Regions from separate parts of the Homo sapiens genome. Here region 1 is linked to region 2. A link is a loop called in an ENCODE intact Hi-C map of the cell type or tissue named here. Cell type or tissue: heart left ventricle. All regions are shown on one strand. Links, peaks and the distances in the headings refer to the core of each region. The heading gives the core; the rest is flanking DNA. Region 1 has its middle 68 kb from the start of TAMM41. Region 2 holds the start of LOC105376956 (a long non-coding RNA gene).

Region 1 (8,321 bases), core at 162-8,161, 960 kb before region 2:
GCTCCACTGTCCAGGTGAGGAAACTGAGGCTGAAGAGAGATCAGGTAGCATCCCCAATGAAATCTGGCCAGGAACAGATGGCAAAGATTTGCTGTTTACCCCGTCCCAGGCTGCCCCGCACCCACCCAGCCACTTCCCAGTACTCTGCTTTGTCCCCATTCTCGGGTTCTGAAGTCATCCTGTTTTACACCCATAAGGAACAGGGACCTTGCCTCCCTGGCAGCCACACAGCCCTGGCACCCAGGAGGCCCTCAGTCAATATTTGTGGAATCAGTGAAACCCTGGGATTCAAGCCCGAGGTGTGTCTGCAGAGCATTGGAAATGCAGCCCTGAGTCCGTCCCCAAGGTCGCCTGATAGAGCAGGCCTGGGGACCGGCAGGGGAAGCGGATGCCTACCGTGACTCTCGGGAAGACTGGTGGGACTGTCACTAAGCTTATTTGCCTGTCCAATCTTGGGGATCCTGAGCTCCCTACTGGGCAAGCTCGTAGGGGTTCGGCTCCGCTTACGGGTCTCTGGCTCTGCCTCCCAGTCCCGGCTCCGACTCAGCCCAGCCTGGGTGGGGCCGTTGGCCGTTGGGAGCAATGCCCCCGCATTGCATCACTGCCACCTGGCCCTGCCCCCATCTCCATGGAGACCTGAGGCCGCTGGACCAGATGTCAGAAGCTGCTCCAGAGCCTGGTGCATATATATCTTCCATATACTTGCTAGTATCTGTCCCCTTTTCCCCCAGACCTCCTCCTGTGCAACATGGAATGATGAAAATCTAGACACAGGAATCTCACTCCCGGCCTAGCCACGACTCAGGTTTTGTGAAGGGGTATGAGGCGGGAGGAAAAGCAAACCCCATGAAACCAACACCTAGTCTAGAGCCTGATCAAAGTGCCACTCAAAGCACGATTCCTCCCTTTACTTTCCTATAACCTGAGAATTCTTCCTGAAAATGGTGGCCCTTGAGAACCATCTAAAAGCATCATGGGGTGGAGGGGCAAGGGTCCTGAGAGCTGCTCTTGCCATCCCTTGTCCCAGTTTTCTTGAAGCCGAGCTCCAGAGAAGAGGCGGGGCCCGTGGGGCCTTTGGATTACACTCCAAGTCCAATTCCCAGTCCAGCAATCCTGCCCTCAGAGGCTCCCTTCATCTGTCCACTTGGCAAAGGAAGGGGCGGGTCGGCCCACGCCCCCTGTCTGGCTGCAGACGACAACCATCAGAAGGGTGTCTGTGTAGCCGGGGCCCCAGAACCATGTCTGCATGGAAAGGGCCCAAGGAGCTGGAGCCCTGTAGCCTCAAGAAGAGCGTGAGGGACCCAGCTCCGTTCTGAAACCTAAACTGCATTCTGGCCTGTGCCCTAGAAGGTTGTGAAGGCCTCTAAGTGGGTCCTCCTGCTTCCCCATCTTCTGAGGCCCAGGCCTTTCTCAGAGCCTCTGTAGGTCCCACCCCTGGTCCCTTCCCGCCTCAGGCTATGTGACAGTATGACTCCCCACCTATTTATTCATTTCTACGGGAAACACTAGTAAAACAATTCCTCAGCCTTGACCCCAGGGAGCAGCCCCCACTAAACCAGCTGACGTGGCACCCCTGGGTCAATGCCGGCCAGAAGACACTGCTGACACCATACAGAGACCCTGGACACCTATGCCCCCTACAACCCTGGTAATGGTGGCCATGGGATTCCAAGCAGCACACATCTCGGAATCAATATTCTCCCCCACAAAAAATACGTATGTGATTATCCCATGGCCACGTACCTAATCCCGGGGTAGAGAAAAGTACAGAGGAGGAAGCGTTCCATCATTGGAGCACAGCCCTTCCTCCTGGGGGTCCCACCTGTTCTTCCCCATCTGACAAAGTCTGCCTTCCTTGTGGAACCAAAGAGGGCTCAAAGTGAGCCAGCTGTTCCCACTTTTAATTTTCAGCTGCCTGAGGAGGGTCAGAAGTGAGGGCAAAAGACCACCATTCCTGCTCAGAACTCTTCCTGGGCTGGGGTACCAGTGCCCTGCCATGGACATATGGGGCCTCGGTGTCATACTCTACCATACAGTGTCTGGGACCCTGCCCTTCTATTCAGGGAACACGATGGACCTTGAGAATACAATTCTCACAGGAAGCTACCATGCCCCACCATTTTTTCCCCCTTCAACTTGAAAGACTCATTCAAAAGTTACTAACACGAGAACCCAGGGAGTGGCCCCCACTGAAACAAGTTATGAGGAACTGGTGGGTGAACTGTGGCCAGGAGATGCCACAGACAACATACAAAGAGCCACTACTGGACCACCTGAACCCCAAACCACCCAGCTCATGGTGGCCATGGGATTCCAGGCCAAGAACATCTCTGTGCCAATCAAAGAAAAAGCGTTTCACTATCCTATGGCCACCTACCTCATTTTAGAACAAACAAAAGCAGCAGTCCACCATCAGACCATGGTCCCTTCCTCCTGGGGTTCCCACCTGTCCTTCTCTATCCACTGAACTTTCCACCATCCCTCTCCCACTGAAGCAGGCTCACAGCGAGCCAGCTTGTCCCATGTTCAGCATTCAGAAGAAGACCACCATTCCTGCCAGTGCACCTGCCGGCCTGCAGAGGAAGCCGCACAGTTTTAGTAAAGCCCCCCAGCATGACCCTGTGGCTTCCCCCTCCATCCACACCACCAGCAGCAGTGGCAGAGACCCAGAACCTCCCTTGCCCAGCGACAACCATCGTAGGAAGTCAGCGTTGTCTAAGCTGGGCAGCCCGAGGCTGTGACGTCAGCCTCGCCAACAAAAAGCTGGGGCTGCCGCAGGGCTGCCAGACGATGCACCTTTCAATTCTGTTAAGATTTTGTTGCACGCGTCCACCGAAGGAAAGGAGTAATAAGATCACCTCAACATAGTCGCATGACTGAAGACAAAAATCGAGTAGGTGGGGAGGTGAAGCCACACTTCTTGTATTTTACTATATTCATTCTGTCTTTATTACTATTATTTTAATTGGCAAATCATGCTTGTATTCATTCATGGGGTACAATGTGAGGATTAGATAGATGTGTGCACCGTGGAATGAGGAAATCCCGCTACTTAGCATCTCCACCACCTCAGAGAGACCAATTCCACCTGATGTCCTGGAAGTGCTGATCTAAAAACGTTGACCCCATAGTAGTAGCAAATAGATGGATGGTGAACAGGGGCCGGAGAGCGGTAGAGGGAGGGGATGGGGGGTTGTCGGTCAAAGGACCAAAGTCTGGACAGGAGGAAGAGGTTTTGACATCTAGTGCACAGCAGGGTGACCAGAGTCAATGAGAATGTCTTGCATTTTGCAAAATACCTGAGAGAGTCCATGTCAAATGTCTCCCTGCATTTAGATTGGAGAGGACGAAGGCCCTGAGGTCCAAGAACATTGACAGTGGACACCAACGGCTTTGGGGAGGAGCCGGGCGAGATGCCCACGCTGCAGTGTGCCCAGCAAAGTGGGAGTCTGCAGCACTTCTCCCCTGCCCTGCTCTACTTTATCTTTTTTAATAAAGATGGTTCCTGATAAACGACGGTTTCTTGAAAATCTTGTAGTAGCACTGGAAAGGTGGCAGGTGGGTCACACTCTGCTGCTTTGCGCCCTCCTTGCCAACGCAGGCTGTGCAAACCCTAGTTTAGGCGGCATGCAGTCATATGATCCTCTCAGTTTCTCAGAAAAACTGAAAGGAAAAGAGACCTCAGGGAAGTATCAGGATGACCCCACCCACAGCAAATCATTACCAGTGGCTCTGAAGGGCTGAGGCTCTGAGTGGGTGCAGGGCAGAGTCCCACACATTGCGCATGGTCTCCCCACACTCACACTGCCTGGTGAGCATTTTCAGGAGGACCGATGGCCCCTTCAGGTCCCATCTGCCTGTGTTAATCATGCTAAGAGGTGCCCATTGGGAACAGGCTCCAGGAACCAGGGCAAAACCCACAGAGAAAGCCCCTTCCAGGGTCCACCCAGGCCGGGCCTCAGGAGCCATGGGGCCCTAGGTACAGGCCGGGCAACCTTGGGTCGTTCATCTCCCTCTGCGGCCAGCGGCCTCCTTTTCGGGGGACATTTTCAGGAGGGACTGACAGCCATGGAGACGGGGAGCAGGCCTGAGCAGGGCAGGCTTCCTAGAGGCAGCCCAGAGAGCAGGGTCCGGGAGTGGGGGGGCTCCAGCTCCACTGTAAAGGTGAGGAAACTGAGGCTGAAGAGAGATCAGGTAGCATCCCCAATGATATCTGGCCAGGAACAGATGGCAAAGATTCACTGTTTCCACCATCCCAGGCTGCCCCGCGCTCACCCACGTCCCAGTACTCTGCTTTGTCCCCCTTACCAGGTTCTGAAGTCGTCCTATTTTACACCTGTCACTCCCACTGCAGCAGGGACCTTGCCTCCCTCACAGCCACAGAGGCCTCACACCCAGGAGGCCACAAATCAGTTATTTGTGGAATCAGTGAGATGGGATTCAAGCCCTAGGTGTGTCTGCAGAGCATTGGAAGTACAGTACTGGGTCCCCAAGGCCACAGGCAGAGGGGTCCTGGGGACCCGCAGGGGCAGTGGACGCCTACTATGAGTTTCCAGAAGGCTGGTGTGACTGTCACTAAGTTTATTTGCTGGTCCAATTTTTTGGAATCCTGAAATTTCCACTGGGAGAAGCCAGAGTTTCCCACTTCAGCAGGTGCGGTGACCACCTGGCCCAGGGCATCATCTCTTCCTCCTGTCTGGCCCCTGCTTCCCCTCTCCTGCCATCTCCCCATGCCTCCCTGCCCAGGGGTGGGCAGTAGGGCAGGGTGGGGTGGGAATCTGTTGTAACCAGGAAGGGAATTGCCCCCAGGCCAAGAGAGTTTGTAGCCTGGGGTACCGTCACCAACAGCCCGGGACCTGGCAGCTGGGCCCTGCCCTAGAGTCCTTCTGCAGCAGGGCTCTCCTCCCGAGGGGCTGTGAATGTTTCCCCAGGGTGCGGCTAAGCCAGAGCCCAGAGGTTTGCCCCTAGGTCATGGATTCCCCAGGTCACTCGCCTCCTATAGGCTTTAGTGAAGGAGGCACTGAGGGGAGGATGGCTCTTCCCCTGCAAGGAAACGAGCCCCAGGGAAGGCATTCCTGCTCTGGGGACTGCCTCCCTCCCCCACATGAGAGCCAGCCACTGCAGAAGCTTGACCAAGCTGACCTTGATCTCTGCCAGAGAGGCTGAAAGAACATCCAGCCCCACCTGTGGTCCCCTCCCGCCTCAGGCTAGGCTACATCTAGGCCTGCCAGGGAGACTGGTCTCCTCACGAGCCCCCTCGCACAGATGTCTAGATGTCCAGAGTCACAACAGAACACACACAGGGTTAAAAACTATATACTGAAGCAGGCCAAGCTGAAAGCTGGTGCCTCCCCAGGACACGACCCAGCCATGGGGAGCAGGCTTAGGTTCATTTTTGCTGAGTCTGCAATCAAATCAAGAAGCCTCATTTCTTTGGCTTTGTGGTCTCAGCACCAAGCACTTAGGAGGTGCGTTTGTGGAACCTCCTGTCTGGCCTCTAATTCTGGCATGGGTCTGTGCTTGTCATTCAATCCTACTGGCTGGCTAGACCACCTTGCCTTGGCCCCTCCTGTTAGGAATCAGATTGACTGTCTCATCAGAATATTGTTGAATCGGGGAGAGTCTCATACCCCAGGTAGTAGGCAGTGACCTCTGCATGGTACAGTCCTTGTCAGGACCTTTGTCCTCCTTGGCCAGGCTCCAGCTCTGAGCTGGCATTTTCACTATCTCAGGTGCTGGTGTGTAAACACTGTGGTTTCCTTCTGGGTCCTCTTCTCAAGGTTTTCCTCTGCATCTTGCTGGTCGGGAATTGCAGCAACACTTAAAATATTCCTGAGTGTGAAGGTTCTTTCAGCAAACACTATTCATTCATTTATTCAATAAATATTTATTGAGCTTCTACTCCATGTGTCAAGCACTGTTCGAGTTGCTGAACAGTTACTACAGTGCACAAAACAAGAAAATTCCTGTCTTCAGGGTTCCGATTTCAGTGAGGAAAGCCAGACAATAATGGTGATAAATAGAGATCATATGTTGTGTGTTCTATTGGAAATGTGCTCAGGAGAAAGATCGAGCTGGGGTGGGTGGTGTTGGCATGTTAGGTAGAGTGGAAGCAAAGGCTTAAAAGAAGTGGGTGAGTGAGCTGTGTGTGCAACTGGGAACAGCCGGCCTGGCCCTAGGGCTCAGCCAGTGCAAAGACCTGGAGGTCTGCAGGTGCCTGGCTCATTGGGGGAATGGCGAGGAGGCTGGCGTGGCTGAGGGGGAGCCGGCGGAGGGTAAGAGGAGGCAAGGACTCAGAGGTCAAGAGAGCAGGAGTTCGCACAGGGCTCTGGAGTACTCCGCTTTTTACACCGGCAGGGAAGCCTCTTCTGAGCAGAAGAAGAATGCAATCGGGGACCTGAAGCCCTCTGGATGCTGCATGGGCCAGGGACCCAGGAGCGGGTAGGTGGAGGGAGGGAGCCCAGAGAGGCCACTGCAAGGATCCAGGCCAGTGATGACAGTGGCAGGACCAGAGGGGTTGCAGCAGGGGTGGGGGGAAGGGCTGGGTTCCGGACGTCCCTTGAAAGTGGGGCCAACGGCACTTGCTGACAATTATCCATTAGACATCACCATGGCACTGCTGTTCCCATGGCTGTCACATCAGGTCCCCACGTTTGTCCTAGCAGCTGTCATTTCACACAGGGTCGGTGCTTTCTGTGTGTGTGGCCGAGCCTCAGCCGTCTTGCCCACTTGGTTCCTACCACCCCCGGAGCCAACTAATGAAAGGCCCCCTGAACTCTGCTCAGAATTCAGTTAAATGGTTACCAGTCATTATTCTGGAGGTCACAAGATTTACAACTTTCCCAATTCACTATTATAGAACCTAAGACTGGCCTTTTGAGATGCAACCCTTTCATTTCAACCAAAAATCCTTTCAGATTTTTGCATTTCTGACAACCGGATGGTCCCACCTGGACCCCTGACTGTTGGCTCAACCAGTCCTGTGGCCCCACCAGGAAGCAGATTCAGTGCAAAAAGAGCATTTCTCACACCCCTATGACTGCATCCCCAACCGGTCAGCAGCACCCATTCCTCTAGCCCCCGCCCACCAAACCACCCTGGAAAAACCCCAACCTCCACATTTTCAGGGAGATTGATTTGAGCAGCAACTCCATCTCCCAGGTGGCATGGTCAGCCTCACATCAGTTGAACTCTTTATTGCAATGCCACAGTGTCAATGAATTGGTTTTGTCTGTGCAGTGGGCAGGAAGACCCCATCAGGCAATTACAAACCTATGAAGGAAGGTCAAGGTGAGAGGTGAAGCCAGCTGGACTTCCTGGGTCGAGTGGGGACTTGCAGAACTTTTCTGTCTAGTTAGAGGATTGTAAAAACGCACCAATCAGCGCTCTGTGTCTAGCTAAAGGTTTGTAGATGCACCAATCAGCACTCTGTAGAAACACACCAATCAGCGCTCTGTGTCTAGCTAAAAGCTTGTAGACGCACCAATCAGCACTCTGTAAAAACGCACCAATCAGTGCTCTGTGTCTAGCTAAAGGTTTGTAAACGCACCAATCAGCACTCTGTAAAATGGACCAATCAGCACTCTGTAAAATGGACCAATCAGCAGGATGTGGGTGGGGCCAGATAAGGGAATAACAGCTGGCCACCTGAGCCAGTAGAGGCACCCTGCTGGGGTTGCCTTCTACACTGTGGAATCTTTGTTCTTTCACTCTTCACGATAAATCTTGCTGCTGCTTACTCTTTGGGTCCACACTACCTTTATGAGCTGTAACTCTCACTGCGAGGGTCTGTGGCTTCACTCCTGAAGTCAGCGAGACCACGAACCCACTGGAAGGAACAAACAACTCGGGACGCGCCACCTTTAAGAGCTGTAACACTCACTGTGAAGGTCTGCGGCTTCACTCCTGAAGTCAGCGAGACTATGAACCCGCTGGAAGGAACAAACAACTCCGGACCTCCACCTTTAAGAGCTGTAACACTCACTGTGAAGGTCTGCAGCTTCACTCCTGAAGTCAGTGAGACCATGAACCCACCGAAAGGAAGAAACTCCGGACACATCTGAACATCTGAAGTAACAAACTCCGGACACACCATCTTTAAGAACTGTAACACTCACCGCGAGGGTCTGAGGCTTCATTCTTGAAGTCAGCCAGACTGAGAACCCACCGGAAGGAACCAATTCCAGACACAAAGGTTTTCTGATTACCATTCTGATGCTTACCAGCCTCCCAACTTAAAAAAACAAACAAACAAAAACAAAACAAAAAAAACCAACCAGTATGCACAATTTTGCAAGGCAAAGTGGGAAGAAAAAATAATT
Region 2 (8,321 bases), core at 107-8,106:
GAGAGAGTCCATATCAAATGTCTCCCTGCATTTAGATTGGAGAGGACGAAGGCCCTGAGGTCCAAGAACATTGAAACCTGACAGTGGATGCCAACAGCTGTGGGGAGGAGCCTGGTGAGACGCCCATGCTGCCACGTGCCCAGCAACGTTGGAGCCTGCAGCGCTTTTCCCCTGCCCTGCTCTATTTTATCTTTTTTAATAAAGATGGCTCCTGATAAATGACCGTTTCCTGCAAATCTTGTAGTAGCATTGGAAAAGTGGCAGGTGGGTCACAGACACTCTGCTGCTTTGCGCCCTCCCTGCACAGAAAGGGGGCTGTGCAAACCCTAGTTTAGGTGGCATGCAGTCATATGATCCTCTCAGTTACTCAGAAAAATTGAAAGGAAAAGAGACCTCAGGGAAGTATCAGGATGACCCCACCCACAGCAAATCATTATTAGTGGCTCTGAAGGGCTGAGGCTCTGAGTGGGTGCAGGGCAGAGTCCCACACATTGCGCATGGCCTCTCCACACTCACACTGCCTGGTGAACATTTTCAGAAGGACCAGCGGCCCCTTCAGGTCCCGTCTGCCTGTGTTAATCATGCTGAGAGGTTCCCAGGAGGATCCCGAAGGCCTGGGAACCAGTTGTGCTGGGGTCAGAGTGACGGGGGTGTGGTCCCCAAAGTGCCTTAGGGGGCCACTTGTTCTGCTGGGCTCCTGGCTGTCTAGTGTGGCATTGGCCTTTCTGCTGCGATGGTTTCCCCTTTTGCTAAAAGTGGCACGGAGCCATCCCCCCTCAGAGGCCTGACGGAGGAGTGAGCCTTCATCGAGGCCCAGGTTGAAGGGGTGCTTCTGGGTGAGGCAGGTGTCCTGGGGGTCTGGGGAGGGTTGATGGCAAGACACAGCAGCAGCCCCGAGGGATGGAGGGGGTGATGGGAATGGGGGCTTTCATAAGGCAGGTTCCAGTTTCCCAGGAACCCAGTGTTTCCATTTCAGGCAGTGAATCTATGGGTGCAGATGCCCATCAGCACCTATCAGGGAGCTTCTTCATGGGTTCCTAAGGGGCCTGATGAAGGTCCAGAAGGCCCCGCCCATGTGCATGGCCAGTGGCTCGGTGTGCACAGCCTTGAACATATGGTGACCCTGCCCACTACTGATGGTGGTCAGGGACTATCCTGGAGTTCAACCAGTCATATAAGATTCTCCTTCCCCAACAAAGAGCAGGAACGGGAAGCAAGAAGCAGGCTGGGGCAAGCATGGGAGTGTTGTGGAGCCTCTTGTCTCCCCAGTGTGCCACTGTCCTTTAAATCCACTTTGGGGTTGAGGGTCCCCCAGGTGTCAATACTGAATCTCCCTCCACCCAGTGCCAGTTTGCAACCCCAGAGAGAGGGTCCCTGTGGGTCCTGTTTGAGCTCCCCACCAAGGGCCCCTCAGAGTCTGTGCCTCCAACTTGCTGCCGTGCCGTGTCCCCTCTGGGAGTGCCAGCCCTGTGAGAAGAGGAGCCTTCCCCAGGCCTGGCTTTCACTGGCATCGGACAAGTTGTTTCTGGCCTGTGCCCTGTGGTAGACCTTGACATCTCTTCTCTAGAAGCCTGGGCTCCAGGCTCAGCGAGCTGGGCTGAGTCAAGACACCATAGGGAAGGGGCTCCAGGCAACAGGGCAAAACCCACAGACAAAGCTCCTTCCAGTGTCCACCCAGGCCGGGCCTAAGGAGCCATGTGGCCCCAAGTGCAGGCCAGGCTACCTTGGCTTGTTCATCTCCCTTTGTGGCCAGCGGCCTCCTTTTAGAGGAACATTCTTCTTGGGAGGAATTGAGAGCCATAGAGGGTGGGGAGCAGGCCTGAGAAGGGCAGACTCCCTAGAGACAGCCCAGAGAGCAGGGTCAGGCAGTGGGGAAGCTCAAACTCTACCAACCAGCTGAGGACACTGAGGTGCAAGAGAGATCGGGTAGCATTTTCCATGATATCCGGACAGGAACAGATGGCAAAGATTTGCTGTTTACCCCATCCCAGGCTGCACCGCACCCGCCCAGCCACTTCCCAGTTCTCTGCTTTGTCCCCCTTCTCAGGTTCTGAAATCATCCTGCTTTACACCTGTCACTCCCACTGAAGCAGGGACCTTGCCTCCCCCACAGCCACACAGGTCTCGCATCCAGTAGGCCCTCAGTCAATATTTGTGGAATCAGTGAGATGGGATTCAAGCCCGAGATGTGTCTGCAGAGCATTGGAAGTGCAGCCCTGGGTCCGAGAGGCCACCCAGTAGAGCAGGCCTGGGGACCCGCAGGGGCAGTGGACGCCTACTGTGACTCTGGGGAAGGCTGGTGGAACTGTCACTCACTAAGCTTATTTCCTCATCCAATCTTGGGGATCCTGAGCTCCCTACTTGGCAAGCCTCATGGGTTCACAGCTACCTCCAAGGGTTTCCTTCGCAAACTCAAATCAGACTGCTCCTTACTTGCCAGCACCTATTACTAAAGAAGGGGGAGCAGAAAGAATTGGGGTGTCATAGTGACAGTGGTAAGGAGAAGGCAAAGAGTTTTCCACTTCTGGCGATGGTAGCGGTGGCAGCCACCTGGCCCAGGGCACCATCTCTTTTCTCCTGTCTGTACCCTGCTTCCTCTGCCCTGCCACTTCCCCCTTCCTCCCCACTCCGCTCACTGCAGTCTTCTCTCCATCTTTCCAAGGTAGATGCAGCTTGCTGCTCTCCTGATGCCCCAACTAAGGCTATGGCTTCTGGTGCCTGCTGACCTCTTGGACTTTATTTCCCTGGCCCCTCCCCCACCTCCTTTCTGTTTGTCCCAGCCCCACGCCCAACTCCCTCTCCCCCAGCTCGTCCTTTGCCATTCATAATCCCCCCATCTTCATTCCTCTTCTAGGTTTTCTCTGGCTAAATTTTCTTTTATACACTTGCTAATATCTGTCTCCTTTTCCCTAGACTTCCTGTGCAACACGGAATGATGAAAATCTAGACACAGGAATCTCACTCCCAGCCTAGCCAGGACCCAGGTTTTGTGAAGGGGTGTGGGGCGGGAGAAAAAGCAAACCCCACCAAACCAACACCCAGTCTAGAGCCTGATCTAAGTGCCACTCAAAACACGTTTCCTCCCTTTACTTTCCTATATCCTGATAATTCTTCCTGAAAAAGGTGGCCCCTGGGAACTGTCTAAAAGCATCATGGGATGGAAGGGCAAGGGTCCTGAGAGTTGGTCTTGCCATCCCTTTGTTTCCAGTTTTCTTGAAGAAGTCGAGCTCCAGAGAAGAGGTGGGGCCTGTGGGGCATTTTGATTACACTCCAAGTCTAATTCCCAGTCCAGCAATCCTGCCCCCAGAGGCTCCCTTCATCTGTCCACTTGGCCAAGGAAGGGGCGGGTTGGCCCACGACCCCTGCCTGGCTGCAGACAACATCAGAAGGGTGTCCATGTAGTGGGGGCCCCAGAACAATGTCTGCATGGAAAGGGTCCAAGGAGCTGGAGCCCTTTAGCCTCAAGAAGAGCATGAGGCACCCAGCACCCTTCTGAAACCTAAACCAAATTCTGGCCTGAGCCATTTTCACCGTCTGTGCCCTAGAAGGTTGTGAGGCCTCGAAGTGGGTCTTCCTGTTTCCCTGTCTTCTGAGGCCCAGGCCTTTCTCAGAGCCTCCATGGGTCCCACCCCTGTACCCATCACATGGTGTCTGGGCCCTGCCTGCCTGGCTCACACCCCTCACCCTGCTGCCCTATTTCCATCCCTGAAACAGTCCACTGGACACTGCCATTCCCTCTCTTAAAATACTTTCACAGGCCCTGACCGTCCCTTGGTCAATCTAGTGAATGTCACCCCCTCAAAGAAACCCTCCCTGAGCACCCCATCCGCAGTAGGGTCACCCCCATCTTCCACCTTCACTTTTCCTGGTGTCTCCTTCCTAGCCCCTATCTCTATGGGAGTTTTCTTCAGATAGACTAGACTCCCTCGCCCACCCGGGGGGGCCAGCGGGTCTGTCTTCTCTGTCCCTGCACACCAGAGATGATCAATGATCAGTTGCTGACATCAATGAAACAGGAAGGCCCCAGAGGTGCTGGGAGCCGTTCACTGCAGGTGAGAAGGAACCTTGAGGAAGTGGAGAGGACCCGAGTTAGTGTCCTCTCCCCACCCGAAGGGTCAGCTCCTGGCAGCTCTGCGACTCTGTGGCTTGGGGCGCCTCTCCCCTGTGCCCTTGACGGGTGGCCTGCAGGGGACGCGGCCGCACTCGGTCGGCTGTGGTCCTGCAGCAGCCGCGTCCGGGCGAGCGGCACTTAGGAAAGACAAACTCCAAAACCCAGGGCTCCAAAGGACCCATGGGAAGGTCGGGAGGCTCAGGAGAGTGACCCCGCGTCTGGGCCAGCGCTTTGAGGACCCTGTGGACCCAGCGGAGAGGGCCCGGGTGAGGGCTCTGGAGGCGCTGAGCAGGGCCGGGAGCCACGGGACCCGCAGAGGGCGCCCGTCCGCGTGGGGGCAGCAGCGTCTGGAGGGAGGTGGCCCCGGCCGCCCTCAGAAATCAGGCTCAGCCCGGGGGTCCCTGGCTCCGCCTCCCAGGCCGGGCTCTCTTTGCCCAGGCTGGGCGGGGCTGATGGCCGTTGGAAGCCCCGCCCCCCGCCGCTCACCACCTTGTGGCCCCGCTTCCGTCTCCATGGAGACCCGATGCAGCTGGACAGCCTGTCAGCGGCTGCTCTGGAGCCTGGGGCCTGCTCCGTGCGCCCTGTCTGCCCTCCGCGGGCCGTGCTGTCCAGGCTGGCCCGACAGCCTGACTCGAGACACCGGGATGCCTGTCCACGCCTCCACTCCCGGGCCACTTCCCCGTGGGGCGGGCAGTGGGGCAGGGCGGGGTGGGAATCTGCTGCAACCAGGGAAGGGAATTGCCCCCCGGGCACAGAGAGTTTGGAGCCTGGGGTACTGTCACCAACAGCCCAGGACCCCGCAGCTGGGCCCTCCCCTAGAGTCTTCCTGCAGCAGGGCTCTCCTCCCGAAGGGCTGTGAATGTTCCTCGGAGGTGGGGCTAAGCTAGAGCCCAGAGGTTTGCCCTGGGCACGGATCCCCCAGGTCACTCGCCTCCCATGGGCTGCAGTGAAGGAGGCTTTGAAGGGAGGATGGCCGCCTCCTCCCCTGCAAGGATATGAGCCCCAGGGAAGGCATTCCTGCTCTGGGGATTGCCTCCCTCCCAGACATCACAGCCAGCCCTTGCAGAAGCTTGGCCAAGCTGACCACTCTGTCAGTGATCTCTGCAAGGGAAGCTGAAAGAACATCCAGCCCCAATTGTGTTCCCTTTCTGCCTCAGGCTAGGCCATATCTAGGCCTATCAGGGAAGTTGGTCTCTTCATGAGCCCCCCTGCACAGACGTCTAAATGTCCAGAGTCCCAACAGAATAACAAAGGGTTAAAAACCATCTCCATATTGAAGCAGGCCGAGCTGAAGGCTGACTTCTAGGGTGCCCTAGAATGGTGGAAGCTGCACACACCTGACACCACCTAGCAGAGTTGGCTTCCAGAGGAACCTTTCGGTGGGTACCCACTGACCACAGGATGCAGGCCTTCAAGATGTGCCTTCAAGACCTCTGTTCCTGATGTGCCGTCAGGACCTGCGCCATGGGCACCTGCTGGCCTCCCCATTGCTGGAATCCATTTGTGCAGCCCCTGTGGTGATGTGCACACTGGGACTGGTGTTCCCAACTTGCCTGATCATAAAACCACTGGGGACCCGTTCCGTGGAACCAATACTCTCCACACCTCAGGGGCCTTTCTTGTCCGTGCATCTGTACCTCTGTTACCTCTGTCTGGGATGCTTTTCCACTCAAATTTTGTCCCAAGAAAACCCCTTCTGCAACAAGAAAAGCAAATCAAAAGCCAACGGCATTTATTATATCTTTCCCAGGGGCCATAGGCTTGCAGGCCTACCTGGCCAGGCAGATGATCCAAATCTGCCTGAGAGGCATGAGGTGAGGAGCTGGTGCTGGAGGGTATGGTGGCCCTGCCAGGGAGCATCTGTGGTTCCAGCGGCTGCAGCAAGCAGAATGGAGGCCTGGGGCTGCAAGACGTTTTGAAGAGACACAGGAATCAGCATTTTTGTACATGATCTTGGGTGTGTGTGTGTGTGTGTGTGTGTGTGTGTGTGTGTGTTAAACACTGGAGTCATAAAACTTCAGATTAAAAGAAAAACTGCAGAACATAAAACAAAACCCACCTGCAGCTCAGGGCTGGCCTGCAGGCCGCCTGTGACTGGTGCAATTTCCCACCTGTGCTGCCCGTGACCATGGTAAGTCTCCACTGCACACCCCACGGACACAGTCTCAGTCTGTGGCTGCAGCCCCGAGTGTCACAGAGGTCCCTCCCCATTGCCAGGGCTGTCTGACCCTGAGTCTGTGAGCTCCTGTGGGACAGGCGTCAGCTTCTTGACCTGGTTTTCCTTCATAACTGCTCTCTGAGGGTAGTGGCTGGCCAGAGATCCTTTGCCGAATGGATCCTGGAATCCAGCCCTGGTCCCTAGGCCTCTCCCCACTAGAGCTACTTGTCATTGGCAGGCTGGCCACCAGGCCATGCTCTTCTTCCCTTGACTTTCTGTCCCAGGCCTGGAAGGAAGCATCCAGAAGACTCCTCCTAGCACCACAGGACCCAGAGAGCAAGACAACAGAGCAGCAGGGTCACACCCTGGCTTGCAGGGCCAGCTTCTGGCAACTGCCACAGGCCTGCCACACTCAGCCGTAGGTTCCCAAACGCAGCCCAGAACAGCTGCAACTCCTTCTTGGGCCTCCTCTGACTGGTCTATGTGCTAACTAGCAACCTGCCTCTGTCCACAACCCAGGACCCCATGTAGACACAGCAGCTCAGAGGTCTCACTGTTCCTGGGAGCCCCTGCCTCCTCCAGACCTCAGCCCTGCCTGCCTCCAGAGGGGACAGTAGAATTACAACTTCCTCCAGGAAACATATTCACAAACATACTAGAAGGGCCAGGTGGAAGAGCAGTTCTGCTGGCTTTGGGCCTTGAGGTGTTGCGGGATTTTTAAGGAATCAGAGAGACCAATGGGGCTCAGGAGGATATTTATTAATTACTTAGGTGCACCGGCCCAGTCGGATTAACATCCAAAGGACTGAGCCCCAAACGAAGAGTTAACTTTTAAGCATTTTGTGGGTTGGGGGAGATTTGTGCAGGGGAAATACTACAGAAGTGAGAAACAAAGACAGTTATTCAATTGAAACATGCATTACATGATTTCTTACTTTTCTAGGAAAACGTGTTTTGCAACTTGAGTTTATCTGTCTAGTGACCTTGCAGCTGCACAGCTAGGGAAACAGGGTCTTCACAATGCCTGGGAAAGGAGGAGAGATAAGGCTCAACAGCCACAGAAAAACAGGCAGTTAATTTTAAAGGACTCCAGCTCTTTCTCTTTCTCAGAGGGAATTAGGTTTTCTTACATACAACTGAGTTTCTGCTTACACATTCTTTAATTTCTTTTAATTCCTGTTCCAGATGAAGAAAGAAGGGATTTCTTTTCCCACACAGAAACACCCCAAGCAGGAACAGAAACAGATCTTTTGTGCCCACCAATATGTGTCTGTCTTGCCCAGCCTGTCATTGTCCAGGGCTGTGGGTAGTGGAGGAGCCACTGGTTCTTGACTAGTTCTGCAGAAGCCCTGGGTCAAAGGCCTCCGCTGACAGCATCCAGAAGTGTGTGCTTCTCCATCCTGGCCACACTCTCAAATCACTGGGTAAGCCTTCAACACACCAGTGGTTCTCTCAGTCCAAGGAAATCCATGGTGCTGAAGATGGGGCCTAGGCATGAAGTTTTCTTAAAGCTCCAGCTCTCTAGTGAGTTTCCTGCCTTGGCACTCCCGGAGGCATTGCCTGGGCAACTCAGGGGCCTGCAGCCCTACCCAAGGCAGAGCTCCAGGGACTTGCGGGGTCAAAGGTGCCTGGGCAAGCTTCCCAGCATCCCAGTTTCCACACTGGCCACAGGGGTGAGAGCGACTGAGGTTGTGAAGAAAGGAAGGCCACTGACTTTCCAGGCCCTGCTCCACTGGGGAGGGGGGTGCCTGGGGGGCTTCTCTGCACTCTTTGTCTACAGCTTCCTTCAGCAGCAAAGCTGGCTGGAGTTGCCAGGGGATGCTTGCACAGCCTTACGGACCAAGAAATGAGTCCTAACTCACGTGTCCTCCCATACTGAGTAAAAATCTCTGGCCCCCACCATGATTCAGAGCCTGAAGTTCCAGAAACTCAGGAGGCTCAGCACCAGAACTCAGGAGCTCTCAGCCTGGGTGGACCCCTGGGTTTCTTTTCTTTTTTTTTTTTTTCTTTTGAGACAGAGTCTTGCTTTGTCACCCACCCAAGCTGGGCTGC

The links. A loop is a pair of places that touch in the nucleus more often than their neighbours do. Peaks named below come from ENCODE experiments on the same cell type or tissue, not always from the same donor. Only the 100,000 strongest peaks of a DNase experiment are listed, where the experiment ranks them.
Region 1: a loop joins it to region 2, with 5 times the contacts of the local background. A loop is called at or near these places in 3 of 110 quality-filtered maps.

What each region holds. Positions count from the first base shown.
Region 1 is chr3:11,910,875-11,919,195 of GRCh38, forward strand. It overlaps the pseudogene MARK2P14. Among named protein-coding and RNA genes, the nearest start is that of TAMM41, 68 kb to the left of the region's middle. In heart left ventricle, for the core only: no CTCF peak of the experiment used is centred there; no DNase peak of the experiment used is centred there.
Region 2 is chr3:12,871,701-12,880,021 of GRCh38, forward strand. It overlaps LINC02022 (long intergenic non-protein coding RNA 2022), which reads right to left. Exons shown (of 3, transcript NR_136189.1): 2 at 7,205-7,293; 3 at 5,822-6,014. LOC124909346 (a long non-coding RNA gene) reads left to right here. Exons shown (of 2, transcript XR_007095819.1): 2 at 36-219. LOC105376956 (a long non-coding RNA gene) reads left to right here and starts at 6,599. Exons shown (of 5, transcript XR_940601.4): 1 at 6,599-6,687; 2 at 7,455-7,693. RefSeq lists a silencer at 4,331-4,570 and enhancers at 4,464-4,977, 4,978-5,490. In heart left ventricle, for the core only: a CTCF peak has its summit at 4,420 (motif pointing right); DNase peaks (open chromatin) are centred at 4,421 and 4,591; H3K4me3 peaks cover 679 bases; H3K27me3 peaks cover 382 bases.